Linked DNA regions of Homo sapiens: region 2 is linked to region 1. The links are chromatin loops, found by intact Hi-C in ENCODE. Cell type or tissue: PC-9. All regions are shown on one strand. Each heading gives the region's core, and the rest is flanking DNA. Links, peaks and the distances in the headings are about the cores only. Region 1 overlaps ANXA6 (annexin A6). Region 2 overlaps SMIM3 (small integral membrane protein 3).

Region 1 (16,496 bases), core at 3,845-11,844:
TACTTCACCCAAATCTAACACACCTTTCCCCCACATTTTAGTGTCTCTGAAATCAAGATGTGTTTTATAATTGAAGGCAATTATGTGAAAATCTTCCACGGATACCTCTTGGTAAGATTTTTTAAAAGTGCATTGATGCAATGTGTTTTATAGTAAATGAAACAAGATACCACTAATGATGAATATTAATGAGAATAACTTCAGCCCTAACCCATATCCACTCATCCATATTTATACACGGTGGAATTAAGATCCAAAAGGGAAAAACCTTTTCAAAGTCAAGAGCTCAAATTATATAAGCGTAACCAAAAAGCCAGGTACTGAGAGGAGACGAGGGTCTGTGTGTGTGTCATCTGCATCTAGCGTGTATGTGTCTTGTATGTGTGTGCATGTGTGCTGCGTATATGTGGTGTGCATGGGTCATGTGTGCATAGTGTGTGAGTGGTGTGTGTGTAGGTGTAGTGTCTTGTGGGGGTGTAGCATGTATGTGTATATATAATGTGTTCTGTGTGTGATGTGTGTATGTGTGGTGTGCACCTGTCACATGCATATGTAACGTGTTTTATGTATGAGTGTGTGTCACATGTGAGAATGTGTGTGTGTATAGTATGTGTCTTGTATATGTTAGGTGTGTGTGTCAAGTGTGTGTGTGGTGTGTGTGTGTATACACCCTAGTTGTGCAGGACAGCGTGCCCCCTCCCCTGCCTGCCCCAGTCTTCCTGGTTCTTCCCTAGCAACAGTTATTTTCTCACCCTCTCCTGCAGCCTCGCACAGACCTCATGACATTCCTGCACAATCACACATTTGGCAGCACCCCTGGAGGCGAACTGTGACAGTGTTTACTTTCCAGTAGTAGCTTCGGAGGCTGCCAAGGTTCTATTCTTCCAGAGAATCTGTTCAAGTTCCCAGTGCCCCCAGCCCTTCCCTTAGTCCCTGCCAGTTACCAATGGCCACAAATGCATCCCTGACATCCCCAGACATCTCCTTCTTGATGGTGTGCTCCACGTCATAGTTGGTCATCTTGATGAACTCCTGGAAGACTGGCCACAAGAGAAGCCCCAGAGGTGGGGGTGAGCTTCAGTGCAGGAGGCGGAGGACCCCTCCTCAGCCCCACCCAGTGCCTCCCACAGGCTGTGCCTGAGAAAGTGGAAGGGCAGCAAATATGGCCACAGCCCAGGCCTAAATGCATTGGGCAAGATCATCCCGATAGAGAAGCTCTGACATCAAGGCTGCCGTGGGCTCAGAGCCAAATCTGTCCCACGCCAGTCCCCGTGCCTGGCCAATGGTCTTAGAACCTCGGCCAAGTTCTGGGAACCCAGGCTGGGGTAGTAAAAGGAGCACGGGTCCTAGTCATGGTTCTGCCCCAGCTCACTGAGGGACCTTGGGTGATCCCTCTCCTTCCTGGGCCTCCTCTTCCTCCTGTGTCCGCTTGGGATGAAGACACAATGATAACACTCAGGAAACACTCACTGAGTCAGGCATTGCGCCAGTGCTTTATGTGTGTTATGTTTTTTGTATCTTCACAACAATCATCTCGGGTAGAGCTAAAACCCTGATTCCTACGTAAGGGAGCTCAGGCGCAGAGATTCGGTGACTTGCCTGAGGTCACATGGCTGTTAAGTGGGGGATTCAAATCAAGGCCGTCCAGTGCCCAAGTCCATTCTTTTAGCCACTATGTTAAAGCACCTTAAATACTGAGAAGTGCCAGACATTAAATGTAGACATTTAATGTAGTGCCAGACATTAAAATGTAAATGTCTCAGTGCAGGACACTTCATGATTACCGAGTGCCAGGGCCACTGCATACAGGTGTGCCCTGAGCATGCGGCAGCCTGTGGTTCAAAGATGTCTATGTGGGTCTTGTGCCACCACCACCTCTCGCTGCCTTGCTCCTGGCAGGCATCGCCAGTGAATCATGACGCGGGACCCCAGAATCCTTAACACAGCACTCTAGGCAGCTACTACCAATCAGAGTTGGCCTTTGAGGTGAAATCCAGTTGCTATACCTAATCCCGGGCATCCCACCTGCTTCCCTAAGGAGGAGAAAGAAGGTGAGGTATAAGTGGTAGAGCCAGGACTAGAACCCAGGGCTCCAGAGTCGCCGTCACCCATGACACGCTACTGCTGGGTTAAGGAGGAGGTGGGTGGGCAACGGGCTCCTCTTGCCACAGAGAGCTGAGAGGCTCTCATCAGATTCTGGGATCTTCCTGCTGAGCTGGGAAGGGAGGAGGTCAGGCCTCACCTCTCCGGAGGTGCGGATAGCTCCGGGTACACAGGATCGTCATGAAACGTGTCTCCAAGGAAGTTTTGTCTCCACTAGGTGTGTCTGCTATTTCCTGCAGAGCCCCAGTTGGAGCAAGGATTTGGGAGGGGAGACATGAGAAAGCCTTGGTTATTATTCACTTTCATGTCTTTGCCTGGGCTGAGGGCAGTCAGAAGCTGGGCTCACCCAGCCATCCAAGGGGGCCGAGACTGGTCCCCTCTTCCTTCCTCAAGCACAATGGCTTCTATACTCCCCTCTCCAGTTCACAAGGACCCTGTGAACTGACAAAGATGGCCTTAGCACTGGGTACTTCCATCCTAGCCTCAGGACCGTGGGGCTGGGGCTCCTAGGAGGACCCACATAGACTCTGAGCATAGCAACTGGGAGTTCCCCTTCCATCCCTCAACCTTTCTGCAAGCCCCTCTGGGAAGGGTGTATGGGGTCATATGCAGAGAAGATGGCCTGGCCAGTGTTTCCCCAAGCGGGGTCAAGGGCAAACACACCCGATCACACTGCACATTAGTGTTTCCATGATTGTCTTCTAGCTAGCTACTAGTTCTATTTATACTGATAGTAAATTCCCCTTAACTCATTTTGGGTTTAAGAGTGAGTCGATTTAAAGATCAGTATTAATAGCTGGTGGTTACACAGCACAAATCGTGCCAGAGATGATTAGCTGAAGTTTGGGAAACACTTGCCTGGCCTATCTTTTACCAAGCAGGGCCCGGAAGGGGAGAGAGAGAAGCCGCACAGCAAGCTCCCAAATCACTGCTCGATACTGCCCCGCTCGGCCCAGTAAAGGCGGACTTTACTCAGAGGCCGTTAAAACCCAAATGAAGAACAGGACACTCACCAAGATCTCAGCAGCCACCTGAGAGCAGGGAGGGGAGAGAGGAGGGAGAGAAGGGAGGCAAGAGTCAGAGGAGGTTGGGGAGGCTGGTGCTGGGGCCCTGGGGTGCAGGGTGAGGGGCCTGGCTGGGAGTGGGAGAGGTCCCAAGAGACCTGAGAGAACCCGGGATGCGAAAGGAAGGGGGGTAGGGACAAGATAAAAATACCTTCCTATGACCTTTTGGGCTGGAGCTCAGAATGCGGATAGGCCTGGCAATAACTAAAAACGTGTTCACTTGAAGGGTAAGAGAAAGACACAGAAATGGGGAACTCTGCCCTTCGCACCCCAAAACCCAGAGGAGATTCCAGGCCTGTTTCTTTGTCTGAAAGTGGAAATAATCCCTGCCACTTCCTTACAGAACCACTGAGATGTAAATGTGAGCAGTGCAAAGTTCTCTGCACCCTTTAGCATATTCAGAGTTCCAAGGCAAGAGACATGTAATTTTAGCCTTCATGTTACAGACAGGAAAGACTGGCCAGCTGAGGCCTTAAGGGGAGCTGACCTGCCTGGAGGCACACAGCAAACAGTGATGGGAAAGTCATTTTACAAGGGTTACTTTTAATCACTGCACTATGCAGAGCACAAAATTCTGTGGTTAGGACACTATTTTGTTAGGCAAATAGCTGTGACTTGGAGAGCCTGGGAACAAAATACCCAGGCTCATGTACCTAGGCTGCGTATTGCTTTCGCCGTTCCCCCAGAAACTCTGCTGACTTTATTCTATTGGATAGACTGAACTCTTTATAAACTTCACAATAGCCTATACTCTGGAAACCTTCCTCTTCTTTTCATTGCATAATTGGCAATGTCCGTTAAAAGTTAAAAGGCATATGCCATTTGATCAAGCAATTATATTGCTAGGAATTTGCCCTACAGGTATACTGGCAAAAGCCTTCCACGATAGAATACAAGACTGTTCACTGCAGCATTCTTTTTAATTTTTGGAGACAGGGTCTTGCTCTGTTGCCCAGGCTGGAGTACATTGGCACAATCTCGGCTCACTGCAACCTTGACCTCCTGGGCTCAAGCGATTCTCCTGCCTCAGCCTCCTGAGTAGCTGGGACTACAGGTGTGTGCCACCACATCCAGCTAATTTTTTTATTTTTTGTAGAGAAGGGGTCTCACTTTGTTGTCCAGTCTAGCCTCAAGCAATCCTCCTGCCTTGGCCTCCCAAAGAGTGCAGTGGTGCGATCTCAGCTCACTGCAACCTCCACCTCCCAGGTTCAAGCGATTCTCCTGCCTCAGCCTCCTGAGTAGCTGGGATTACATGTGCATGCCACCAGCCCAGTTAATTTTTTTTTTTTTGTATTTTTAGTAGAGATGGGGTATTGCCATGGTGGCCAGGCTGGTCTCGAACTCCTGACCTTAGGTAATCCACCCGCCTCAGCCTCCCAAAGTGCTGGGATTATAGGCACTGCACCTGGTCAGCATTTTTCATACTAGAGAAAAACTGTAAACCATCCTGAGATTGACTTGTTAAACAGGCTATGACTTATCCAATCAATGGAAACAATCCATGCAGTTTTTACAAAGGATAAGATTATCTACAATGCTGATAAGGAGAGTTTCCATTTAAATTAAGTAAAGAAGTAAAGTATAGCATATTTTTGTGTAATATAGTGTTTCTTTTATCTAGATTCAAAAAAAAATAGACACTCACTTTCTCATACTTCCTGGGAAGTACTTAAGAAACTGTCGAGACACCTTTGAGGAGAGGGACTATGAGGGAAAGCTTTCGCATTTTTTTTATTCTTCCTGAAAATTTCTTAAAGATGCAAAGATATTATTTCATTTTAAATTTAAATGTTAAATAAGAGTTATCAAGGCTACTAGGATTATGGGCTGCTTCTGGTTTTTAAAATATTTTTCTGTATTAAAAACAACCTATGCCAGGCACAGTAGCTCACACCTGTAATCCCAGGACATTGGGAAGCCAAGGTGGGAGGATCACTTGAGCCTATGAGTTTGAGACCAGCCGGGATAACGTGGAGAAACCCTACTCTACCAAAAAATTAGCTGAGCATGGTGGCGCACGCCGTTATTCCCAGCTACTTGGGGGGCTGAGGTGGGAGGATTGCTTGGGCCTAGAAGGTGGAGGTTGCAGTGAGCCAAGATTGTGCCACTGCACTCCAACCTGGGTCTCAACCCTATCTCAAACATCACAAAACAAAAACCTAGTTGAACCCTGAGGACATCATACTAGGTAAAGAAAGCCAGTCATAAAAGCATAAATACTGTATAATTTCACTTACATGAAGTCCCCAGTCAAATTCACAGACATAGAAAGAATGGTGGTTGCCAGGGGCTGGGGGAAGGGAGAATGGGGAGTGACTGTTGAGTGGGTCCAGAGTTTTGGTTTTGCATGACGAAAACAGTTTTGGAGGTGGCTGGTGGTGACAGCTGCCCAACAATGTGAATGTACTTAATGCCACTGAACTGTATACTTTAAAATGATTGGCCAGGCATGATGGCTCACGCCTGTAATCTCAGCACTTTGGGAGGCTGAGGCAGGTTGATCACCTGAGGTCAGGAGTTTGAGACCAGTCTGGCCAACATGGTGAAACCCTGTCTCTACTAAAAATACAAAAAATTAGCCGGGTGTGGTGGCAGGTGCCTGTAATCCCAGCTACTCAGGAGGGTGAGGCAGGAGAATCACTTGAATCCGGGAGGTGGAGGTTGTAGTGAGCCAAATTGCAACACTGCACTCCAGCCTGGGCAACAAGAGGAAAACTCCATCTCAAAATAAATAAATATATAAAATGATTAATATGGTAAAGTTGATATGTATTTTATCAAAAATTTGTAAAAACTTATGCTAAATAAAACGGTATCATTTTTAAAAAGAGAGAGAGAGGGACATGTTTAAAAAATTTAACAGAAAAGAATCCAAAGTCCCAATTGTTCTCACTTACGCGGGTCAGAGTACCCTAGACATACTCGGTTTTTCAAAGCATCTTTAAGATAATAATATCTGTAATGTAAAAAAAAAGTGGTGGGACACTAAATTAATATTCACCACAAAAGCTTGTTCTTATTAGCCTAGCTACTTCATGCAAAAATTAATCTGGACAGTTCCTCAAATGGTTAAACTTAGAGTTCTCATATGACCCAGCAATTCTATCTAAGAGAAATGAAAACATATGTGCACACAAAAACTTGTACACAAATGTTTAGAGCAGCATTAGTCATAATAGCCAAAAGGTGGAAATAACCCAAATGTCCATCAGCTGATGAATGGATAATAGACTATTATTTGGCAATGAAAAGGGAGTACCAACATGCTACAACACGGATGACCCGTGAAAACACTGTTAAGTGTTTAACATAGTGTTTAGGTTAGTGTTTTCTTAAGTGAAGAAGCCAGTCCAAAAGGCCACGTATTAATATCACTGTATTGACATGAGGTGTTTGGAAGAGGCACATCTGGAGAGACAGAAAGTAGATTAGTGGTTGCTTAGGGCTGGGGGGTTAGTAGGATATGAGGAGTCACAGCTAATGTGTATGGAGTTTCTTTTGGGGGTGAAAAAATGTTCTAAAATTGATTGTGGTGATGGTTGCATTAAGTCTGTGAAGATACTAAAAACCACCAAATTGTACACTTTAAATGGGTCAATAGTGGGGTAAATGAATTCTATTTCAAGAAAGCTGTTATATTTTTAAAAGCCTGGGCCAGGCATGGTGGCTCACGCCTGTAATCCTAGCACTTTGGGAGGCTGAGGCGGGCGGATCACTTGAGGTCAGGAGTTCATAACCAGCCTGGCCAACATGATGAAATCCTGTCTCTACTAAAAATACAAAAAAATTAGCTGGGCATGGTGTTGGGAGCTTGTAATCCCAGCTACTTGGGAGTCTGAGGCAGGAGAATTGCTTGAACCCAGGAGGCAGACGTTGCAGTGAGCCAAGATTGCGCCACCGCACTCCAGCCTGGGCAACAGAGCGAGACTCCGTCTTAAAAAAAAAAAAAAAAAAAAAAAAAAAAAAAAGTCTGAGTATTGATTATCTAAAAATGACCACAATCCTTCATTTCATGGTAGGTCTATAATAATTATTTATAATTTATTGCTCTAATTGGACAACAGAGTGAAAGGGGAAGCAATTAACAATCACTGTGGGGCCACAGTTGGAAATTGGACATATGTTCAACTGGTTAATAACAGTCCCAGACTTCTAAGAGCTTGAGGGTGTTCTAGACATCCAGAGTGAGAGACCGCCAGGGAGGCAGTGTAAAACAGGCAAATACAAACTGCCAAGTACTCATGTGCGTTATCTAAGGGGGAGCTTGACTCGGCCCTATCAAATGCCCTTAATTTTTATATACATTTTGCTCCCACATTTCCATTTCATCTCTGGAAATTCATTCTAATGAATAATTCATGAATGTGATAAAAGAGTTTGCTACTAGGAAGAAGGCTGGTTAAATAACATGGTAGATTCAGATATGGAACAGTATATAGCCATTAAATGATATCGTTGATTTAAAAATGCAACAATATTCACATAGTATTAATTTTTAACTGTCAGAAATAAAGAATCCACTTTTATATATACATAGAGAAGCAACTAGAATAATGTATGCCACAATACTGACAATGCTTATTACTATTAGGTTATGGAGTCTTTTTTGGCTTCTCCTTATTTTCTAGTTTCTATAAAAGAATGTACTGCTAGTTATAAGAAAATGAGCTTGGGTCTAGCATCCTAAATCTGGAGAAGCAGCCGAGTTGGGCAGGGATCTCGCTCAAGGGTCCCTTAGCTATTTCCACCCGGGTTCTCTCTCTCCACTTCTCTCCTTTTGCGAAGCAGCTGTCAGCAAGGCCCACCACTGCCCCCTGCTAGCGGCAATTGGAAGCACAGCCTCATTGGCAAACCAGGCACCAGGCAGAAGCATTCCCTGGAAGATCAATTCAGGGTTGGAGGATGGATTTGGGGTGAGAGCTGAGATTTTTAAAAAACTCTCAGCAGCACACGAGGCTGTTCACAGTAATACTTAATAAACGTCTGTTGAATGAGTGAATGAAATGTGGCCTCAGCAAGCCACCCTAGTGTCTGGCTGGGTTCTCAGCCTAACCCCCATCCATGTGCCCACAATGTAGCTGAAATGCCATACATTTAAATGTAACCCTGCAGCTTTTGACAACCATATTCCAAAGCAAGGGTTGGACAACTGGACAACAACAGCTATTTGATGTGGAAGCTGCAGGGGACCTTAACTCTACTGGGTCTTGGAAGATATTACTGTAAATGGAATTAAGCATAGACTCTGGCATCAGGCAAGCCTGAGTTCAAATAAAACCACCACCACTTAGAAATTCTTTCATTGAAGAGGTTAAGGAGCTTCATTTTCTTCTAGTAAAAAGGGAGAACATAAAAACGTATAGAATAATCTTGGCATCGTTCTCAATATATAGTATGCATTCTAAAAATTATAATTACAATTCTGTAACTGTCAGGTTCCAGCTAAAGATTTTTCTAGCTCAGATGCTGTTGTAGCAAACCACACTTCTGTTATGGGACCTGGGAACAGAAAAGTTGGTTCCCTGACTCTCAATCCATCAGTGCTCTTTTCAACTCACCAACTATAAAAGAAGGGGGCTGGATGTCTATAAAAGTCTGTGGTGTCTGTGCCCCACATCCCTGGACACAGCTTTTGGGGGCGGGAAAATGAGGCAGTCAGAAGAGATGGAGACATGGACCTGGGTCAGGCTACTGGGTGCTGGGATCAAGGTGCAGGTCAGTGGGGGACAATGCACTGGCCTCAGTAGGGACTGCCCAGCCATAGAACCCTCAGGGAAAATGAATTTGGGGTTGTCCAACCTCCAGAAGAAGCCATTTCCAGACCTCAAGCTCACTAGGCTAAGGAGCAGGGCTGAGGCAGAGCAGCCAAGAGACTCCTAGAGAACCCTTTTCCCTGCTATTCATTCAACAAATATTTATTGAGCACTGATCATGTGTTACTTTGGATATATCAGTGAACAAAATGAAGATTCCAGCCCTTGAGGAACTTACTTTCTAGGCTCGTCCCAGGACACTCCCTCCAATCTCGGTCCCATTTTACAGATAATAAACCGAGGCCTTTAGCACTCAGGCCCTCTTCTCAGCAAGTTCCCAGACCAGCTCTCTAGGGGTCAATTCTACTGGGGCCACTGATTTGCTGTGTGACTTTCAGAAGTCATTTGCCCTTTCTGGACCTCCATTTTCCCACTGTAACATGAGGGCTTTGACCTGGGTGATCTGCAGGTCCCTGCCAGCTCTGAGGGTCCTGCTATTCACCTAGGAAATGCCAGTAATACCAGCACCACACTTCTAAACCTCATTTCTACAGTCTAAGTATCAACCAATCAAACCAACCACGCCCCTGCCAGGAGCCTTCACTCACAGACAGGGCCCGGCGTAGACACGCATAAGCTGGACCTACATCTCAGGGACACCCGGCAGAGGTGACTGGGGTGGGCTGGGGGTCTTACCTGGGCATCTTCCCGTGCCTGGTCCAGGTTTTCTCCTCCCTCCTCACGATGCCCCTGCAGCAGGAGCAGCAAGAAAGTTCAGTCCCCAAACATCGACCCATCTCCATCTCTGTACCACCACACACCCTGCTCATTTTCACCTCTCTGAATGCTCTTCCTCATCAGCTACACAGGGACGAAAATCCTGCCTCTATAAGGTAGGCTGTTGTGGTCATTAACTGAGAATGTGTGCAAGACACTTAGCACCAATGCCTGACACACAGCAAGCTCTCGGTAACTGTCAATGAGGGTCTGCCATTTTGGTTATGGGAATTCAAGAGATGGTGACAGAAGCTCCCAGGTAACAACACAGGAGAGGGTCACCCATATGGCTTTGTCCTGTGAGCTGGGGGCCCAACAAGCCAGGACAAGGGCCACCAGGGAGGACTGTCTGGAGAAGGTGGTACCACGCCAACTTTGACAAGGGAACAACAGGGGTAGGCGGTGGAACTCTAAGGAGGCAAGTGGGGAGACACCCCCTCTCCATCAGGAGTGCACTTCTAACTCCCCTGTGCCCTCCACTCAGTAAACCTTCCCTTCCTCCCAGGCCTCCCGATGGGCAAGCCGACCTGGGGCCCATGAATTCACTCACCGTGGCCAGAGAAATGAGGATCCTCCTGAAGTGGCCAGATGTGTCTGAGCTCAGAGCATCCTCCAGGGACTTGTGATAGTCTGAGGCAGAGAAAGGGGGTGTGGGTAGCTGCTGGCCAAGAAGGATTTGGTTGCGGGGAGGGAGGTCCAGGAAACTCAGGCTTGAGCCAGGGCAGTATTGGCAGGGGGAGGTGGGGATGAAAGGGTTTGTAACTGGCTCATGGGGGCATCCAGCCATCCTCCTGCTGATTTTGTAAGACAATGGGCATTCCCATCAACCCATCATCTCCCCTCCATCCCCTCAGCTCTGTCCCAGTTGAGGTCCCATTGCATCTCGCCTTTAATATTTAACAGCCTCTTAAGTCACCTCCCTGTTGTCATTCTCTCTTCTACCTTCCCTCCTGCATGGCAGTTGCTAAACCCAAAAGCAGAGCTCTGACTATGTCACTCCTGTACTCAAAAATTCTGCCATTTTAAAGCTGCTTATAAGATAAAAAATGTAAACTTTTTTTTTTTTTTTCAAGACAGGGTCTCACTCTGTCACCCAGGCTGGAGTGCAGTTGGCATGATCAAGGCTCACTACAGCCTCGACCTCCCTGGGCTCAGGTGATCCTCCCACCTCAGTCTCCTGAGTAGCTGGGACTATAGGCACATGCCACCACACTTAGCTAATTTTTTTGTTTTTTGTTTTTTTTGAGATGGAGTCTCATTCTGTCTCCCAGGTTGGAGTGCAGTGGCGTGATATCGGCTCACTGCAACCTCTGCTTCCCAGGTTCAAGTGATCCTCCTGCCTCAGCCTCCTAAGTAGCTGGGGCTACAGGCGCATGCCACCACGCCTGGCTAATTTTTGCATTTTTAGTAGAGACGGGGTCTCACCATGTTAGCCAAGTTGGTCTTGAACTTCTGACCTCAAGGGATCCACCATCTCGGCCTCCCAAAGTGCTGGGATTACAGGGGTGAACCACCGCACCCAGCCAATTTTTATATTTTTTGTAGAGACGGGGTTTTGCCATGTCGCCCAGGCTGGTCTCGAAGTCCTGGGCTCAAGCAATCCGCCTGCCTGAGACTCCCAAAGTGCTGGGATTACAGGTGTGAGCCACTGCACCTAGCCGATTTAAACATTTTTGACTGGTACTCAAGATTCTTCAGAATGAAAATATGGGGCCACTCGCTTAAAAATGAAGAATTTCTGGACAGTGACAGCATAGCTTGCAACCAAGTGTGGGGCCCTTCTGGCTGTGGGGCCCTGTAGAACTGCATGGACTACACACCCCTAGAGTCGCCCTCCCTCTCTCCAGCAGGCCAGAATGTTCTCTGTTCCCACTTCCAGCCAAGCCCTTTTCTACCTCCAGGCCTTTGTCCTACCAGGACACCTGTCTTTTCCCCAGACACAGGGATGGGCACACCCAAGAGGCTTATCAAATCCTCAAGGACTGAGGGAAAGGAGACAGGCCAGAGTCCTGGGCAGAGCTGTGGGCTGGGGTTGGAAGTTGGGGGGCCTGGCTGTTCTCCCAGCATCTGGGCCCAGGCCTCCCAAACTCACCCTCCTTATAGGCCTCATTGATGGCCCGGATTTCAGCATTGGTCCGAGTGGCCAGGATTTCAATAAGAGCCTTTTCATCTGTGCCGGCTCCCTGGAATGTCAAGGCAAAGATGATCTCAGCCATAGTTCTGACCTCCTGTGCAGAGGTCCATGGGGCCCGGACGGCTAAAGCTCAGGCCAAGCATTCCTGGATTTTCTCCTCACCTCCAGACATGGCCCTCAGGCCCAAGACCTTGGCACAACCAAGGCTGACTATGCCAGCCTCTCAAGATCCCCAGAACCTCCCATGTGAACTGCTTTGCCTTCCAGCCCCCCAAACAGAAAAGGTATATAGGCGTGTGTGTATAACACCACATATACACATGAACATCTGAATAGAAATTTCTACTTGTAAGTATTGGAAGAGAACAGAAGGACACGCACATGCCTCACAGTGTTAACTAGCAGTTTGGTCTCTGTGTGAGTGAAGGATCACAGATGATTGCTATTTTCTTCTTTTTTACTCTATTTCTTCAAGTCTCCACAGTGAACATGTATTATTTTGTTAGAAGAAAAAAAGTTTTGTGCTTAAGATAAAATGCTAAATTTTTTTTCTTTTGAGACAGAGTCTTGCTCTGTCGCCCAGGCTGGAGTGCAGTGGCATGATTACGGCTCACTGCAACCTCCGCCTCCCAGACTCAGGTGATTCTCCTACTTCAGCCTCCCAAGTAGCTGGGGCCACAGAAGCATGCCACCATGCTTGGCTAATTTTTGTATTTTTTGTAGAGACAGGGCTTCACCATATTGTCCAGGCTGGTCTGGAACTCCTGGACTCAAGCCCAAAGTTTTAGGAATACAGACGTGAGCCATCATGGCTGGCTTACATTTGTTTACTCTTGGATTTGAGGAGTGATTTATGAACTGAGGCGTTACATGCCCTGGACTAAGGCAGGCTGGGGACCTGTCATGCAAAGATCTGCACACAGGGAAGCAGGGAAACTATCAGGGAGGAGAGGAGGCAGGCAAGATTGACTGATTGATTGACTGAATGAGTCAATGACTAATTCACTCATTCAGGTACTTGTTAAGACACCTATTATGTGCTAGCCACTGTGCAAGGTGCTGGGGCTACAACTACAAAAAAAAAAAAAAAAAAGTCCGGGCGTGGTGGCTCACACCTGTAATCCCAGCACTTTAGGAAGCTGAAGAGGGCAGATCACTTGAGGTCAGGAGTTCAAGACCACGCTGGCAAACATGGTGAAACCCCTTCTCTACTAGAAAGACAAAAAAATTAGCTGGTCGTGGTGGCGTGCGCCTGTAATCCCAGCTACTCAGGAGGCTGAGGCAGGAGAATCGCTTGAACCTGGGAGGTGGAGGTTGCAGTGAACCGAGATCACACCACTGCACTCCAGCCTGGGCGAAAGAGCGAGACTCCGTCTCAAAAAAAAAAAGAGAAAGGCAAGAGGCAAGACATGTTCTCTGTCCTCAAAGAGGTTACTGCCTAGTGCTCTAATGGTCCTGCCTTCTCAGATCCTAGGAGATTCATCCTGATTGAGATCTTCAATCATTTCTTTGTTAGAAGCAGGTGTGTGGTGAGGCAATCAAGAAAGTCCTGAGACTGGGTCTAGCCCTCGTCTCCCCCTAACTCACTGACTCTCTGAGCCTCTCTGTTTCCCACTTGGAAACTTTGAAAATGGAAAGGATTCAGTTGGGTTACCTCATCGATCTCTTCTATTTCTGAACCCTGTGTCTTTAGATCGTTTGCTTTTTGGCTTAGGTATTTTAAGAAACAATCATCTCAATCTGCTTAGCCTAGGCAATGTTTTTATAAAGTCCTCTAGCTCCCCATTGCTGCCCTCCTCTTAATGCGCAAGGGGCCAAAAGCACTACTGGTTTTATGCGGTTGTCAAGACAGGCTCTAGAGTCAGAAAGACTGGTCTGAACCTCAGCTTTGCTACTTCATAGCTCTATGACCATGACCAAGCAACTTAACCTCCAAGTCTCAGTTTCCTCATCTGTAAAATGGGGACAAAATAAGAGCCCTGCCTTGTGGCTTGAGGAGGCAACTAATTGAACTAATGTACCTAACCTGGGAGAGTTACCATATGCTCTTTATAAACAGTAGCCATTAGTACAATTGGTACCTTGGGAAGCAAAGCAGTTCTAGCAACTTCTGGGCCAGGACATAATGCTTTCTTGTTTAATGTAGGGTCAGGTCTTCGGAGTTAACAATGCCCTTCATACCTGTGACCTTGATTGACCTGTCCTAGTTTGAAGGGCAGAGGTGACCATTTCCATTTCCCAGATGAAGGCACAGAGGATTGGGAAGTGTAAGGAATGGCCCAGTCACACTGTGAGTGAGTGGCAGGTCTAGGCTGGAGTACAGACTCCAACTGCTGGTGCTTTCGTTCGAGACCCACCCCACTTCCTCCAGCGGCTCCATGAGACCCTTCTGACACCAGTGGGCATGTGACTTAAGCTGAATCAACTTGGAGTAAATGCCAAGCCTGTTGTTGGAGCTCCTAGGAAGAAGGAACTCTTTCTGCTGGAGCCGCTAGCTGGCGGGATGGACATATGCCACCATGAGGAGAAAGGCTGCCTGAGAGTGAAGCCAGAAGGGAGGACAGCAGAGCCAAGACAGGGGTGAGCCAAGGGTCCACAGAACATCATTTGAGTCTCTGGACTCAGAGCTAGTCCTGTAGTTTTCAGTTATAGGAGCCAACATCTCCTTTTGTGTTTATGCCAGTTTGAACTGAGTATGGGAGGAGTTCTACCAAGAAGTTACAGCTAATCCACCTGGGCTTATGAGGATCACCTGTATCCCTATTGGCACCCGCAGACACTAGACCCCCTGGTGCCACACTGTACCTCCATGGCCTTCTTCAACTGCTTGGCATCGTAATGGGCCGGTGGCATCATGAGCCCCAGAATCAGCCTTGCCAGGTCTCCAGAGATCTCAGACTTCAGGTCAGTCATTAAGTCCTGCAAAGGGCAGAGCCACAGTCATGCCAACATCAGCACTTGCCCACACATGACTCAGGATGGGAGAGATGGAAAGAGAAAACAGGGGTTCCACATGAGGGATCATGGAAGCTTGTGTCTGTCTTTGCTGATGTTGTACTTATTATTTAGATGAAGCCAAAGAGGGTAGGGAAAAAACAACCAGGAGGAAGACCCACTCTCCTTGACACAGGAGACAGGAACGGGAAGGCAGCAGAGCTGAAGGACACTGTTTCCACTCAGGGGGAAATGCATCAACCTAAGCCAGATGCCACCAATGTGCAATAATCCCTGACACTCAGTTGGGGCCTTGAAGCCAGCTCTGTCTGTGCAGAGGAATTGCAAGATGCCCAAAGCACACTGAAAACAACTCATAGCCCTGATCTTGGCCCCATGCTGTGCCTCTGAGTCCACTGAGCAACTCACACAAGTGTTGCCCATCACAAGGAACTGGGGGCATGGAAAGATATGTCTGCCCAAACCCAGTGCTGGAGACACTCTGAGATCATATGACCACACAGGGTCCCTCTGCCATGAAGACCCTGGTGCCCAACTGTGCAGAACCGATGGGGACAGGCTGAGCTCAATCAGGCAAGGTGCATGCATGTTGCACAGAGAGCCCAGGAGGAGGTCCTTACCCGGCCAAAGTGAGACTTGAAGGTCTGCCGGATCTGCTGCCGCTGGACATTGCTGCGGTGCGTGATGATATCGATGATTGTGTCTTCGTCAGTCCCTGAGTCACCAAAGCCACATGCCTCAGAAGAAGGCCTGTGGCTCTCGGCTTTCCCCATGCACCGCCCACTGATGGCCCCTCATCGATCTTTGTCAGGGTAGAAGCCTGGCTAAGCGGCCATGTGCTCCTGAGTCCCTGCAGTCCGCTTGCCTATGGCTCAGGCCACTGATTTCTGCTGGACTCCTCCCTCCCTTTCCTTTTGACACGCTGAGGAAAAAGGACAGCTGGGAGGTAGAGAGCACTGGGTTGGGAGTCAGTGCCTCTGAGTTCTAGTTCTGGCTCTGGCAATGGCTGCCCACCCTGGGCAAGTCCCCTTCCCTTGATGGGACTTGGTTTCCACATCTGTAACATGAAGAGGCTGGAGTAGTCACCAAGGGATCCTTCCAACCCTGACAGTCCAAGTCCTGTTAGCAACTCTATGTCCTTTCTCTTCAGCTCTCTGGAAGCTGGACCCTGAGTCCCTCTAACCACAGCAGGTTGACTCTGGAAGGCATTAGAATATCACTTCCTGCTTCTCAGATTAATGCCATCAACCACAGACCCAGCACAGGGGTCTTTCATGGCATTTTTACCTCTAGCATCCTACAGTCCCAGGCGAGCTTGGCAGGTATCATCATTCCCATGAGACACATGGAAAGGAGGCTCAGGAGGGTGATGGACTTAACCTAAAGCCTCCTGGGAGTTGCTGTCAGACAGATGGGGCAGAAAGGCAAAGAAAGCCAAACCCTAGATGGCCTGTCCCAGGCTGGACTTTCTGAGCACAGGCCCAGCTGATCTGAACCTGTGGGTGCAGTACTCTTCCCACTGGTGCCAAATATAGGTCTGAAAGACCTGCCCAGCAGGGCACACTCCCACCACAGAATGAGGGAGGGCTCTTGGGTTCCAGGGTCCACAGCCCTGATTTTACACATAGGGAAATTCAGACCCAGAGTGGCGGAGAGGCTCACCCAGAGTCACACGGTGAGTCAGCAGCAGAGCCAGGGCACCATGCCAAT
Region 2 (16,496 bases), core at 406-8,405, 310 kb before region 1:
TCCTTCATGTTTTCTCAGTTTGGAGGGTGATGGGTAGAGCTTTCCAGAACCTTCTCCATTCCAGAATCTCTGCCCCTGTGTAATCTGAAGGAAGGCTGTGCCATCTTTGGGCACTGCCAAGGGAGTTGGGGTGATGGGCTTCTTTCTGCACTGGAGTCTCACATCTGTTAGCTTTGACACTCAAGCAATGTTGGAAAATGCAGGGTGACTGAGTTCCCTGCCCAGCTTTCGGGATCTCTGGCCCCCATCCCCTTGTGTGTGTCCCTCTGCCCAGCTCCTGCTGTAATTAGCTCCACGTGTACCCCCTTCACTCCCTCCCACCAGCTCTGCAGCCAGCCTATGGCAATTATATTTTAAGAGGTGTTCCCAGGACTTTTGGGACCTACTAAAACAATGATGGTTATTTTAGATGTGATGATTTATATTTATGTAGAGATATTTCTGGACCACTCAAGCTCTTCGATACCAAAATCAGGAGCATCTTGGGATTTATTAAATTATGTAAGAAGATAGCACAGATATCGGGATATTATTGTGTGAAAATGCTGCTTTTACTTTGATGTGATCTCATTGATGTACACAACCAAGTTCCAATAAAGTGCTAGAATGTGCATGTCTGAGGTCTTTCTTTAAAGAGCAACTGTTAAACTCAGAACTCAGGTAAAAGCCTTACACTGAATGTATGGGCCTTCAAGACAGTTTGAATATAGTAACAGAAAAGGGAAGAGAAGAATCAAATTTACTTCCAGGGCTCTAGCTTCAGCACGTGGGTGAAGTTGTGCAGGTTACACACAGATAGTGCAGAGGAGAAGAACCGATTTTGAATATCAGATTCAAAGAATGACAAATAAGACCATGAATTTCGTATTGGACATGTTGCATTTGAGGTGCTTGTGATATTCAGGTGGACTCATTCAGGATGCAGTTGGAGATCTGAGTCTATTCCTGGGAAAGATGTTATGTCTGGTATTAGGGTATGGGGGATTAACCCCTATGGTAGATAATGGTGTACAAGTAGATAGGATCAGAATATACAGACTTAGAAGAGTGAGATGCTAAATGCAGAACTTGGAAGACACTAAATAGGAGGGGAAGGAGAGTAGAAGGGGAAAAAAGAGAGATTGGATAGGTCCTATGATATGAGGTGTTTCAATAGAGGTGCAATTATATACATATATATATATATATATATATATTTTTTTTTTTTTTCAGTAGAGATGGGGTTTCACCATATTGGCCAGGCTGGTCTCGAACTCCTGACCTCAAGTGATCCACCTACCTCCACCTCCCAAAGTGCTGGGATTACAGGTATGAGCCACCACGCCCAGCCCTAATAGTATTTTGTAGGTTAAGAAATGAGTGGGAGGTTAGGAAGTTGAGACAGTGAGAACAGAAACCTTTCCAAGAGTAGCATTGTAATACAGAGGTAAGAGTTAGAGGAGAGCGTCAGGGGGAAATGGTGAAGGGGGTTTCTGTCTTAGTACATTTGGGTGGCTCTAACAAAATACCTGAGACTGGTAATTCAGAAACAACAGAAATTTACTGCTCACAGTTCTGGAGACAGGGAGGTTCAAAGCACATGCAGATTTTGTGTCTGGTGAGAGCCTGTCCCTCATAGATGGTTGTGTTTTTTTTTTTTTTTTTTTTTGAGACAGAGTTTTGCTCTTGTTGCCCAGGCTGGAGTGCAATGGTACGATCTCGGCTCACCACAACCTCCGCCTCCCAGGGTCAAGCTATTCTCTTGCCTCAGCCTCCCGAGTAGCTGGGATTACTGGCATGCACCACCATGCCTGGCTAATTTTGTATTTTTTGTAGAGATGGGGTTTCTCCATGTTGGTCAGGCTGGTCTCGATCTCCCGACCTCAGGTGATCCGCCTGCCTTGGCCTCCCAAAGTGTTGGGATTACAGGCATGAGCCACGGTGCCCGGCCTATAGATGGTACTTTCTATGTGTCCTCATGGTGGAAGAGACAAACAAGCTCCCTCAGGCCTCTTTTACATGGAAACTAATCCCATTCATTACAGCAGAGTCCTCATGACCTCATCACCTCCCAAAGGCTTCACCTCTTAGTGCCATCACCATGGGGTTGGGTTTCAACATATGAATTTTGCAGGGACACAAACATTCAGACCATAGCAAGGGGATAGTTAAGATGTCATAAGATTCTGATAGGTTTGCTCAGCATCTCTTCCAACTGTTTTTCTGGCATGCCTTCCTGGATGGCAGAGGCTGGAAAATAAAACAACAACAAAAAACTACAATGAAAGTAAAAACCTGTATTTCTGTAACTACACTTGATAGAGATTCAAAAGTGATTTAGGCTTTGCTGTTCAGATGCATGCATACCATGTTTTAGTTTGGAACCCAGTTCAGCTGGGAGAGCTAGGACAGGGTGTGAGACAATCACAACACTGGTGTGAATCCCAAAGCTGCAGCACAATCTGGAGCCAAGCCCGCAGCTTTCTCATGCCTGGATCTCAGTTGAGGTGGGACAGTCCTGCAGCCCACAGCCAAGGCTGTGGCTTTCTTGTTCCCTAGCTTCCCACTTGTTACGGAAGTAGTAGCTCCCCAGGATGGCCGGTTCTGCAGTATTGATCTGGAAGGAATTCTAGTAACCCCTGCCTTCTGTGCTCTCCCAATCCTTTTAATGATTTTCAGCACATAATTCCCCATATTAAAGCATGTTTAGGCTGGACGTGGTGGCTCACGCCTGTAATCCCAGCACTTTGGGAGGTCCAGAGGACAGGAGTTCGAGACCAGCCTGGCCAACGTGGTGAAACCCCCTCTCTACTAAAAGTACAAAAATTAGCTGGGCATGGTGGTAGGCGCCTGTAGTCCCACCTACTTGAGAGGCTGAGGCAAGAGAATCACTTGAACCTGGGAGGTGGAGGTTGCACTGAGCCGAGGTTGCGCCACTGCACTCCAGCCTGGGCAATAGAGCGAGACTCTGGCTCTAAATAAATAAATAAATAAATAAAGCAAGCATGTTTAATTTCCATTTGCCAGAGTATACCTTAATTGATCCAGATGGAAGAAAAATCTATTAATTCCTATCAATTATTATCCTAGCAATTCAACTTCTAAGTCCATCATGTGATCCAGTATTACAGAAGAAGAAGTCTGTTAATGGGAGGCAGATGGTCTTCTAGCAATAGAGATGGCAAGGAACTGGTGGCCTCAAGGAGAGCTCAGAGAGGTCTACTGGTGGCGACAGAATGAGAACTTTGCTTATAGTATTGCTGAAACAATACTATAAGAATAATGAACACTCTGGGATGCCAACACAGGCGGATCACTTGAGGTCAGGAATTAGAGATCAGCCTGGCCAGTATGGTGAAACCCTGTCTCTACTAAAAAAACAAACAAACAAAAAGTGAGATAGTTGAGTTAGAAAATGTATAGTGTTTTGTTGGCCTCTTTGAAAAATAAGCGGTCTGATAATATGTAACAAAGTTTAAAAATTGTATCTATTGAAATTAGTGCTTATATTAGTTGTGTGAGATGATTTACATTTAAAAATGTAAAGAATATATGTGTGCTTATAGGTAAGAACAATACATGAACATATTTTCCATCTGCTCCCAATACGTGTCAGTTCATCTTTCTACATTTAACATTTACTGAAGGTAGCAGAAGTAACGTTTTGGAAGAAAAGGATGTTTGGTAAATCAGAACACTATTTCTTGCAATAACTAAAGATCATTAATAACATTTCTTCCAAACTTCCCCCTCCCCAACTCCAACTCCAGAAATAACCAACTAGTTTGATAATTACTAGAAGAAAAAAAGAGAAACAATTGTAATATTTATACAGACATAAAGGAATGGTCTGGTAAATATGGTACAAACAATGAAATAAAACACGGCAACTGAGCACTATCTATTATATTGGTAGTTAACAAAAAGCAAAATACAAAATTGCACCTTCTCAACACCAAAAAAATTGCAGATTTTGCCATTACTTTTAGAATGGTAAAAACTGCATTACTTTTGCACCAACCCAAAACAATTATCTATAATAAAGTCATGAATATATATATTGTCAATTTGTCACTAATAAAATTATTTTGGTGGTATTTTGTTCCATTTCTTCTTACAGGGGTAATTTTTTCTGTTATACCTCAAATGTAACTGGCTTAAACTGATTTCTTTTTTCAACCAAATATGTGTCTTTGGAAACAAACATTCTAATGGCATGCCTCTATACATATCTACCTAGTTCAAGGGAATGCAGTTTGGGAGACTGTGTGTACATGTGTGCACACTCCTGTGCGTACATGTTAAAGTGTAACGTGATCCACCTGAAATGTACATGCAGCTGTTTATATCATGTAGCCATCCATTTCATGATAAATATGTTTGGAAATAAATTTGTAGTACTACCTCCCAACAGCAAATCTTATTTCCTTTTAGTTTCAGTAATAGTATTTAGTATTAGTTGTCACTAATAAGGATTATTTTTAATTTGCAGATGGAAAGCTTCTTCCTTTCCATCCATAAATCGAGTGTTTCTTCTCAAAGGCAATGGTTCTCAAACTTTAGTATGCAACAGAATCACCTGAGGAGCTTTTCTTTTTTTGAGATGGAGTCTCGCTCTGTCGCCCAGGCTGGAGGGCAGTGGCGCGATCTCTGCTCACTGCAAGCTCCGCCTCCCGGGTTCAGGCCATTCTCCTGCCTCACCCTCCCGAGTAGCTGGGACTACAGGCACCCGCCACCACTCAAAATCCTGGTCCTTATCTGCAAAGATTCTATTTCAGTGGGCCTATGACGGAGCCAAGAATTCTGCATTTTTAAGGCAACTTGCTGTCCTTTGAGAAACATTGCACTGAAGTATTTGGGAACTTTGTTTCACTGTGATAGCTGTCTGGGACTTAAATCTTCCGCCAAAGGAAAACCTGGAAAATTTTGTGATTGAGCAAGCAAATCAAGCCCATGCGTAGTAGTAGACTGGGAACCGGTGGGTGTGAGACCCAGGCTCTATGTGGCCTACACTCTTCTGAACTCTTCTGAGTCTTGATTCCTGGTCTGTGAAGTGTGCAGTGTATCCGAATTAAATGAGAAAATCATTCCGTGCTTTTAGGGTGAGTTTGAATAACTTTTAGGCAGTCCACCAGATGGCGATATAACTTTTTTTTCAAATGGAGTGGTTAGCCTGCCGAAGTTGTGAGAGTCAGTCCTACAACATTCCTAGCAGATCAAGATTTTATGTTCCCAGTTCTGGCTTCAGAGACTGTAGCGATAACACAGGGCTCATGCAGTCCAACATCCCGTATAATACAGGTTGCCAGTTGTTGCCTTTTCAGTATTTCTCCTGTGTGATCCTGGACTGCTTGTGTCAGATTCACACAGGAGCATTTGCTTACAAATGCAGCTTCCAGGGCCCTGCTTCAGACGTACTGACCGAGAATCTCTGGAACTGGTTCTTCAGTATCTGCTTTGCAAAAACAATCCGTAAGTGCTCAACAAACAGGTTAAAGTCTGAGAGCCACGTGCCAGTGAAAAGGAGGTTCACGTCTTGCTGAAGCCACCCCTTATTAGCTGTTTTGTTAGAATTCCTCCCTCGGTGAGAGTGGGATTAAGGATTCAGGGATGCTAGTTCTGCCCTCTTGAGGCCACACTGAAGAGATCAACTTCCTTTTTCTTGGGAAATGTCTGAACATTTTGAAGGTCGCTAATCATGACTTACCTCACCTCCGCCCCTATCTTCTCTGGGGGTGGGGAAGAAGTCATACTTTGCATTACAGGTTGGCTGTCATCCTCCTTCCCTTTCCAGGAACACTATAACCAGAGACTAAGAGCGAGGACCTTCACTATTTCTTAGCTTTGTGATCGTGAGCAAATAACATAAACTCTTTGAGCCTCAATTTCCTCTTCTGTAAAATACGAGTGAAAATAATTATACCTACTTCAAAGGATTGTTATGATTATTACATGGGGTGATGAATGCAAAGTGAAAAGGTAAAATATAGCAAAATGTGATCTATTATTAACAATAATGAGCTTCAGTTTCTACATCTGTAAAATGGTGATGATAACTACTAGAGCATGGGGAGAATTAAATGAGGTAATATAAGTAAGGTAGTTGGTTAATGTCTGACTTAGAAGAGGCTCTCAATAGTAGTAATTATAAGATGGCCAATAATGTAAAAACACCAATGGTCTATGCCCCTAATGATGTGGGATTTTAAAAATCACTGAAGTAATGAGATTAGCAATTTCCTTACTGTTATCCTGTAGGATCAGCCTTAGAACAAGTATAAAACTTGTATCTCTTCTATACTAAGTTCCTTTTAGAAAATGTTTCTTAATGAATCCACAATTATTTAATAAAACACAAAGTATTCAATTTTTAAGTATTAATTCCTCACAGAAATTGCTTTCTAAAGTTTTAAGGGTGCAAAAAACATTAAAAATCTTTCAGTAAGCTAAAACTTTAATTAGGCCCTTATATAATTCTTGCTAAAGAGAGAGAATGGAACTGAGACTGTGAAATGAAATGACAATGATAATATTTCCTTTGAAATTTTTAAGGCCAAGTTGCATTAATGCAACTTTGAAATTGTTCCAATCACACAAGGTATTTAATTAAAGCAAATGAAAGGCTCTTCAATTCCCATAAAGATTTACATGGTAGGAAAAATGTTTCTGTTTTAGCAGGTCTATAACATCATTTTTAAAAATTACAAAAATTATTGTATCTACTTTTAAAGCTGGACAGCAATAGTTATAGAGAGAATCATTTAATTTTAGAGTCAAGCAGACCAAATTCCCATCTGGCTCCACCAGCGTGTTCCCTTTAGAAAGTAACATTTAAGAGTTTCATTGCCCTTGTTTGTAAAAAAGGGGATCATATTTGCCTCCACAGTGCCGCTGAGGGGTTTAAACAAGGTGCTGAATCTAGAACACTTACAGAGAGCCTGTAATAAGTACTCAGTGCTTAAATGTTACCTAAAAACAAAGGAAGATCATTAGCACTACCGTAAAAAATTATATATGGGTGGGGCACATTGGCTTGATTGGTTTCGCTATATGGGTTTCAACCAAACGTCTTGGGGAAAAATTCGGAAGGCAATAAAAGGAAAGTGGAAAGGACAAAGAGGATTGGAGTTGGGGAGGGTAAGAGACAGTTATAAGTCTGAGGAAAAATTAGGAAATAGCATAGAATTCTAATTCAAATAACTTAATTACCCTTGTATTTATATTTTTTCTTAAAGTTGTTTTACTTTAGTGAGCAGTCTTTCTTCTCAGATTGTGTCTTAGCATATTAATGAAAAAAACAGATGATAATATTACTGTACAATAAGAGTTTAGCAGTGATTGAAATTCAGTGTCAATGAAGACACAGGGCAATGGAGAGAAAAATCATAGATATGTCATGAAAACAGTTTTAGTAATTTTTCATTTCAACAACAAATTTCATAATAATGATATAAGTACATTCTTTATTTTATATATATATATGTTCTTTTTATAGAGATGGGGTCTCACTGTGTTGACCAGGCTGGTCTTGAACTCCTGGTCTCAAGCAATCCTCCCATCTTGGCCTCCCAAAGTGCTGGGATTACAGATGCGAACCACCATGCCTGGCCTCTGAATTTTAAAATAGTTATGAGTGCCTTTAGAATTTCTACTATTGGAGCCCTTTATGCTTCTATTTACCTTCAATCAAGATTTGCACCTCAGAAAACATAGTTACTTGTTGTTGTTGTTGTTGTTGTTAGGAAAAGTTCAGTATGAATGCTGTTGTCTCATTCTACATAGCAATTGTTTGGGTCATGTATAATAAAGAATTGATACCTACTCTAAAAATGAAGATATTTTGTGTTCTAGGAATTGAGTGGCACTTGGTCAAAGAATGATTTATGGAATCTCTGGGCATAAGGGGAATTGATTGCTCTTTAGTTTTTCTTTTCCACACTTAGTACTAAATTATTTTGAATTTATGGGAAGTTAAGCTAAGTGAACCACATCTTTCCATTTTGTTGCAAGGAGCTTATCACTTTCTAAACGGAGAACTATACTGTCTCGGAGTAATGGATTGAATAGTGGCCCCCCCAAAATTATGTCCACTTCCTAAATCGCAGAACCTGTGAATGTTACTTTGAAAAAAAAAGGGGGTCTTTGTAGATGTCATTAAGTTAAGGATCTCCAGATGGGGAGGTGATCCTGGATTATCTGAGTGGGTTCTAACCCAGTGACAAGAGTCCTTATAAAAGACACACGAAGGACTGACACACAGAGATGAGAAAGAGGCAATGTAACCATGGAGACAGAGACTGGAGTGATGTGCCACAAATCAAGGCAAGTTTGTAGCCACCAGAAGACGGAAGAGGTAAGAAGTACATCATCCCCTGGCCTCCAGAGGAGTGTGGCCCTGCTAACACTCTGATTTTGGACTCCTGGCATCCAACTGCGTGAGTATAAATTTCTGTTGTTTTAAGCCACCAAGTTTGTGGTCATTTGTTACAGCGGCCACAGGAAGCTAATACACAGGGTAAGCTGATAGGGGAATGAGAGAGTTTTTTCACAGTTGCATGAATGGGTTAAGAATTCTAAAGAATAATTAGCCAGGTGTGGTGGTGGATGCCTGTAATCCCAGCTACTCGAGAGGCTGGGAGGCAGGAGAATCACTGGAACCCGAGAGGCGGAGGTTGCAGTGAGCCAAGATGGCGCCACTACACTCTAGCCTGGGCGACAGAGGGCGACTCTGTCTCAAAAAAAAAAAAAAAAAGTTATTTGAAAGAATAAACATTATTGGGTAAGGGGAGATGACATGGTAGCCATTAGAAAGAGGGGTGGGGGGAGTGAGGAAAAAAGGCAAAAAACAGAGACCAGGAAGGTGAATAACCAGAATGTGAGCTAAGGAGATGGAATAGGAAGGACACTGTACCCAGGCAGAGTATGGACTGAGGAGAAAAATAAATGATATCCCTAAATATGTTTTAATTTCAGGGAGTTACTTTGTCTTCTCATATTTTACTCAGATCGCTTTGTGTGTGTGTGCGTGCGTGTGTGTGTGTGTGTGTGTGTGATGAAATACATATTTTAATTAAATATTTTACCTCAGAAACAGCCTCTCAGAGAATGTTTTTGGATAAAATGCAATGTTTTGGTAATATTCTCTTCAGAAACATTAAGTTAGGATGTTAGGGTGATGGAAAAACCTCAATAAAAACCAGTAGCTTAAGTATGGAGACACTCAGAACTCAGTCATCACATTGGGAAGAAAATGAGATAGTGGAAAAGAAGAAAAAGTCACCCAGGAAAGAGCCCGAGAAAACTTCTAAGAGTCGGAGTTTTTCACTGATGCTTACCAAAGCTTAGCTGTATGGAATAATGGAGGAATACATCCTTTTAACTTTAGTCAAGCTTTTTAAATTCTGAAAAGGGGACTCTTTCACTTAGAGTGCTGCAGTACAAGGAAAGCAATTGTTTGGAGAAAATAGGCTATGCATTCTGAAAAAAAATATTTCTTTTTGGCAAGGGCTATGGATTCCTGTCAATCTAAAGGGATCTCTAAACTTAGGGAGAGGGTAGGAAGTAGCTCTGCCCTCTGAGAGGCTCTATTTTATTCTGAAAGGCCGAATGTGACAAAAGCAGCTTTAATGATCAGACAGAGCTGAGGTATCCAAAGCTACATATAAAATAGAAGCTTAGGACACCTGAAAAAACAGACAAGAATTAACACAATAGCAAACAAAATGGCAGACTCAATCACTGCACCTGGCCGAAATATTTCTATGAAGTCAGAGTTTAGCTGGGTACCAGAGCAATTTTCTCCCTAAAATTGGGTAATGAAAATTTGAACAGAAGAGGTGGTATGTGCTGATTAATTTTATGTGTTAACTTGACTGGGCTGAAGGATGCCCAGATAGCTGGTAAAACATTATTTCTGGATGTATCTGTGAAGATGTTTCCAGAAGAGGTTAGTATTTGAATTGGTAGGCTGAGTAAAGTAGATTACTCTCACCAATGTGGTGGTTAGAGAGTCCATCAACCAACCCAGTGAGGACTCGAATAGAAGAAAAAGGTGGAGGAAAGGCAAATTTGTTCTCTTTTCTTGAGCTGGCACATCCATCTTCTCCCATCCTTGGATGACAGAATTTCTGGTTCTCTGATCTTCACACTTGGGCTAAATTACCCACTGGCTTTCCAAATTCTCCAACTTGCAGATAGCAGGTTGCAGAGCTTCTCAGCCTCTGTAATCACATGAGCTAATTCCCATAATTAATCTCTGTCTCTGTCTCTCTCTTTTTCTTTCACTTAATAAATATGGAGATTTATTGAAGAACCAAGAGGATATACCACTGGTTCTGTTTCTCTGGTGAATCTTAATACATAAGGTTAAAATAGATTAACATTAGAAGCGAAAAGTGAAAATGCCTCAAAATATATTTTAAAACTTCTACTTCAAACTATAGAAAACACGATTTCTTGGTCATCAAATCATGGAAGAACATCTCATTCTTGGAATATGTTGAGGTATATGAGAAATCTTCTCATTGCTTCTCAGAATTCTTAGCACCTGCAAAACCATTATTTTGTTTATATAATCTTACAGAAATGTTACCCAACTACTAGATTCACGTGAAATAATTTTTTCTTTTGATAGAAAACCAGCGAGGTCAGTAATTTCTGTCGGGAGAAAGAGCAGGAGAAACAATTCTCCTTACATGAATTCTTAGGTGTCCAGTTGAAAACATTCCAGAAGAGGGGGTGGACCATGGATGGTGGGAAGCACAAACTTCAGAGCCAGATCCCCAAAGTTTGGTGAAAAGGCCAGGAAAAGCACCAAATAAACACACAGCCATGCAGCCCTTAACAAGTCTACTTTGTAAAAGCAATTTTGTTAATCTCTTTCTTCAGGAAACACTTTTTCTTGTGGCGGTATTTACTTTGTTAAACGAAGAAAGTTCCCTGCCTTCTCTCTCTCCAGTTAGGGCTAAAACCTGGACACTGACAGAGCTAATGTATGTTTGATCTAATCAGTCAAGATCAAGTGGGGGAAAGCAATAAAAATAAATTTCAAAATGTTCTCTATCAAAAATTTTTCAAGAAAAATGTTCTAATTAAGAATCTCCCTCAAGTATGTTTCTGTACAATTGGACCAGTGAACTGGGACTGGAAGTGTCAAGAGGGTTGTAGAAATGAAAGTATTGCCTCATTTTCTGATTTTTGTTCCCACCTACAGGAGCTCCCACAGTGTTCTACTCTTTCCATTTTAGGGAGAAGATGTAGAGCAGTACAACTTTTTTCCCTCTATGACATGTCCCAGACCTTTCCGAACTCTTTAGTGCCTCTGATTATTAGTAAACAATTCAAGCTTACTGATGGAGACTGTAACTTTGATGTCATTTTTCTTCTCCTTGGTTTACAGCCAGGAATCATTGCATGTCTTCCAGGTATTGGCAGGAACACATACATTTCCCAAGCATATAGGTGGGATTAGTATAAAATAAACTTATGAGGCCTTTCATATTTTATGTTGCCTCAGACCAGGTAAGTTTTGTCTTAATTTTCTGATTATCCTGAGATGTTTCTCCATTTACTCCATTGAATCTACTTGACTCTGAGTTCTTTTTTTCTTTATTCTTCTCTATTCTTATTCTTTTTTTTTAAATTCTTGATGGTGATAATATCTCTTCGCTTCAAGTGATAATGTTCATTCCTTACCCTGTTAGATATTTTTAATATAATTCTTATAAACTTCTTAATTTTCTCAAAGGCCCATGCCTCTATGATAATGATCAGCACTTGTTTAATTTGAAAATGTCAGGCATATGTAAGAGGTTCAATTGCCCAGGAGCTCATAACTCCTTACTCATTCATTAAAAACAAATCATCGGGATGCTCCTGCTCTAATGTTTAGAGCCTTTCTTTTAACAAATGGCCTCTTAATTTTCATGGTAGAAAAGACTTTTTTTTCCTTCTGTGATACAGAACAGTTTTCAATTATTTAGTCGTCATGAGCTGAAGCAGGGTAGCCGTAGATATGCTAGACTATTTTTCTACAATAACCCCAGCATGTCCTTTATTTAGGAGAAATTTTGACTGATGGTGGAAAGAAATTTAAAGTACTCCTGCATTAAATGAAGTTATGATTCATACTAACAGTGAAAATGATTATTTGAATCTCAGAAGGCATACATTTCTAAAACAATGTTTGTTTTGATTATCTTCTAAGAGAATATCGAGATTTACAAAATTTATTCTTTCTTTCATTTCATTGTATCATCCTTTTCCTATGTGAACAATCTCACATGGCTTTTCCTTCTTTCAGAGTGGATTTGGTATTTTTTCTCTTTCATTTGTATGCTTTCCATTTACTTTGTATTTAAAGACAATCTCAAACTTGTAAAAAGTTACAAGTACAGTAAAAGAACTTTCTTTTGAAATTTTTTGAGTGTAGTTGCTAACATGCTCATTCAACTTACCTGACTACTTCTATGTATTCCACTACAAACAAGAATGTTTCCTACAAACATTCTTCTACATAACCATATTACCATCAAAGTCAGCAAATTAACAGTGATAGGTTACTACCATATAATCCTCAAATTCTTTCAAGTTTCCTCAATTTTCTCAATGATGTCCTTCATAGCAAAGGGATCCAGTTCAGCGTCATGTGTTTCATTTTGTTGTCATATCTGTTTGGTTTTCTTCAATGTGGAACAGTTCCCTAGTCTTTCTTGGCCTTTATGACCTTAACACTTTTGAAGATTACAGGCCAATTATTTTGTAGAATAGCTCTCAATTTGAGTTCACCTAATGTTTTCTTATGAATAGATTTAGGTTTGCATCTTTGATAGGAATATCATAGCAATGGTGACAATTTTGATTCACCTCATTACTGGTGATGTTAACTTTGGTCACTGATTGGTGTCTGCTAGACTTCTCCACTGTAAAGTTACTCTTTCTTCCCTTTGTAATTAATAAATATTTTGTAAGGTGGTACTTTGAGACTATGCAAATATCCTGTTCCTCATCAGACTTTCAATTTGTCCATTCATTTATTTATTTCAGTGTGGACTCATGGGTTCCTATTTTATTCAGTAGGTTAAAACCAGTTGCTTTCATTATTTAGTTTGATGCTCAGTGTGGGGGTTCAATAAGGCTGGTGGGAAAAATATTAAAGATAGTTATAGTAATAGCCACAAACTCTCTTGGAAGGCCTGAGAGTTTGTATAACATCAGTAATAGATCTGGCTGAAGGCGGCCTGGTCCCTTTACCTTTAGTTAAATAAGTTAAAGTAGTAACTAAGGAATGTGGGGAAGTTATCTAGCTAGCTTGTTTACTCATGTGGTCTTAAGACTAACCTTTGATGTACGGCAGGTGCTTAATTGCTTTCTACTTGGGAATTCCACAGTGTCAATTACCCTCTAGTGGTGTTGACTCAAGCCTTTGTCAATTAATCTTCCCCAAATAAATGTGAGTCTCACTAGCTGGTCAGGGCCACAGTCACAACTGTTTACAGTACTCTCCAGGGAGTCTGTAAGTGGCTTGGACACTCAGCTGGACTGGCAAAGCAGAATATCTGTGTGTCAGTGTACTTCATTCATCCATGGCTGGCTCAGGGTCTGCGGGTCAGACCGCCCCAAGTGAGAACTCTTTCAAGAGTCTTTTTGATATGTTCTCATAAGTCTTTCAGTGCTTCTTTACTTCCTGGCAAAGATGTCCCAGGCTCATCTTATAGTTTCCCTGCCCTAGACTTGGGATCAGCCATTTCTCCAAGGAGACTTGGATCCTGTTTTGGAGTATGGTCTTCAGAAAAGATGTCAGAACCAGGTGTGCTCATTGTTACTGAGGGCTTGTTACTTCCTGTTTTCAATGGACAGAGCTAGTTAATATATATATATACTTATATACATACATAAGCACATTTTTACACCTATACTTCTATATCCCTATTGAAAACCATGGGTTCACTTTGATATCTCCAATTCCAATCTAACAGCACAGGGCTCATTCATGTTTTCTCTCCTTCTATATTTGAAACTTCCTTCTCCAATAGTGAGAAGTCTTGATATATTTTTGATCAAGCCTTCTGTATGTCACCAGTCTGTCATTGCTGCTGCATCCCACACTCCCTGTGCAATGCTTTCCCTACCTGCTTGGGCTTCAATATCCCACACCAGGCTTCTCCTCTCGTTGATGTTCTTCTTGCTCTACTTGAGCTCCATTACCCCTAACTAGTCCAGCATCCTCACCTTGCCTGGGCTTTAGCACTCTGATTTGGGTAACCACAGGATTCCCCCTATCCTTGCCATATTCATTTCTCTTGCCACTTAGTGGCCTTTGGATTGATCTGAACAAGGAAAGGATAAAAGAGAAGTTATCATTTTATTTTCAAGTTAGTATTTGCTGAGTACTATTTATCAAGCTCTGTATTATCTCATTTTAGTGACATAATGAACTTGATTACATTTTACTAATTGAAGCAGTCAAGATGAAAGAAGTTGTCACTTGCCAGACTCCACAGCCAGTAAGTGGCAGATCCAGGACTGGATGTTGTCTTGCTGACTATAAACCAATGTTCCACTTGGAAGCTGTGTATGTGTGATTCATAGAAAAAGTGGTTAATTTTCAAAGGCAATAATCATAGAATTGGTAGTGTATAAATTTTTTGGGGATATAATTGTCAGATGTCTCAATTACAAGCCCAAGATAGATGAGGCAGTATTAATTTGCTAATTACATATTTTGAAAAGATTGTACATAAAGAAAATGTTTTCTCTTTAATTACGGCATTAAGGATTTCAAAAGGTACTTTATAATTTATACCATTTCATTTCATAATTTTATTTCTTTTCTCTGTGTTTTAAAGCATGTTCTAAGGGTTAAACTTTTAAACTTTAAACTACACAGTGAATCACTTTCTTTTCTTTTCTTTTTTTTTATTTTTTTGAGATGGAGACTCAGTCTGTCTCCCAGGCTGGAGTGCAATGGTGCAATCTCAGCTCACTGTGACCTTTGCCTCCCAGGTTCAAGCGATTCTCCTGTCTCAGCCTCCTGAGTAGCTGGGATTACAAACATGCTCCACTACACCTGGCTAATTTTTGTATTTTTAGTAGAGACAGCGTTTCACAGTCTTGGTCAGGCTGGTCTCGAACTCCTGACCTCAGGTGATCCACCCGCCTTGGCCTTCCAAAATGCTGGGATTACAGGCATGAGCCACCGCGCCTGGCCTGTGAATCACTTTCAATAAGCCTTTCCATAATTTAGAAAAAGACATATAAGAAGGAAGATTTCTTACGCTGTTTGCCTTTTGTTAAATAATGGTGACCCAGTTTCTAAAAGGAACCAGTTTCTAAAAGGAAAACCTGAGTAATTACTTAGAAGAGGCTGGCTTTCTAAACTTAGTTAACAGCTATTATTATTTAATTGTCAGTTTTACAGTAACTTGGTAAGTTTCCTGCTTAATCTAACTACTCTAAATTGTACTAAAAAACCTACCCTGTTCCCTGCATTGTATTTTTCATGTCTTTACAAGCTTGCACTGAGGCCTTACCTTCCTACATTATTGGCCAGCTTATGTAATGCCCATGCCAGGCAACCACCATTTGCTTTCTACAAGGTGTCTCATTTAAATTTCAGAACTACATTCTTATTCTGTAGTTCCATTGTTACTCCAATTTTATAGGTGAAAAAACTGAAACTCAGTGGGGTAAAGTAACTTGACCAAAATCACATTTCTAGGATAACAATGGCTTCTTCTGCAATACCTTCTGAAGGACCTACCTGAGGCTGTTTTACAGTTAACTTTTTTAAATAAGATAAATAGTTGGGACTTAATTAAACTAAAGGGCTTTTGCATGGCAAAAGGAACAGTCAGCAGGGTAAACAGACAACCCACAGAGTGGGAGAAAATCTTCACAATCTATACATCTGACAAAGGACTAATATCCGGAATCTACAACAAACTCAAACAAACCAGTAAGAAAAAAAAATCCCATCAAAAAGTGGGCAAAGGACATGAATAGACAATTCTCAAAAGAAGATATACAAATGGTCAATGAACATACATGAAAAAATGCTCAGCATCACTAATGATCAGGGAAATGCAAATCAAAACCACAATGTGATACCACCTTACTCCTGCAAGAATGGCCATAATCAAAATATTAAAAAATGGCCAGGCATGGTGGCTTATGCCTGTAATCCCAGCACTTTGGGAGGCCGAGGCAGATCACCTGAGGTCGGGAGTTTGAGACCAGCCTGGCCAACATGGTGAAACCCTGTCTCTACTGCAAATACAAAAATTAGCCTGGCGTGGTGGCAGGTGCCTGTAATCCCAGCTACTCGGGAGGCTGAGGGAGGAGAATCATATGAACCTGGGAGGCCAAGGTTGCGGTGAGCCGAGATCGTGCTATTGCACTACAGCCTGGGGGACAAGAGCGAGACTTCGTCTCAAAAAAAAAAAAAATTAAAAAACAGTAGATGTTGGCATGGATGTGGTGATCAGGGAACACTTCCACACTGCTGGTGGGAATGTAAA

The links. A loop is a pair of places that touch in the nucleus more often than their neighbours do. Peaks named below come from ENCODE experiments on the same cell type or tissue, not always from the same donor. Only the 100,000 strongest peaks of a DNase experiment are listed, where the experiment ranks them.
Region 2: it touches region 1 in a loop (6-fold over the local background); 14 of 110 quality-filtered maps call a loop at or near these places.

Annotation. Positions count from the first base shown.
Region 1 is chr5:151,107,511-151,124,006 of GRCh38, forward strand. ANXA6 (annexin A6) reads right to left here. Exons shown (of 26, transcript NM_001155.5): 16 at 15,407-15,501; 17 at 14,637-14,750; 18 at 11,790-11,880; 19 at 10,248-10,327; 20 at 9,617-9,670; 21 at 3,117-3,134; 22 at 2,243-2,336; 23 at 945-1,040. Among named protein-coding and RNA genes, the nearest start is that of TNIP1, 35 kb to the left of the region's middle. RefSeq lists an enhancer at 16,335-16,496. In PC-9, for the core only: CTCF peaks have their summits at 7,991 and 8,190; a DNase peak (open chromatin) is centred at 7,951.
Region 2 is chr5:150,796,124-150,812,619 of GRCh38, forward strand. It overlaps SMIM3 (small integral membrane protein 3), which reads left to right. Exons shown (of 2, transcript NM_032947.5): 2 at 1-611. Among named protein-coding and RNA genes, the nearest start is that of SMIM3, 26 kb to the left of the region's middle. In PC-9, for the core only: a CTCF peak has its summit at 5,112 (motif pointing right); no DNase peak of the experiment used is centred there; H3K4me3 peaks cover 621 bases.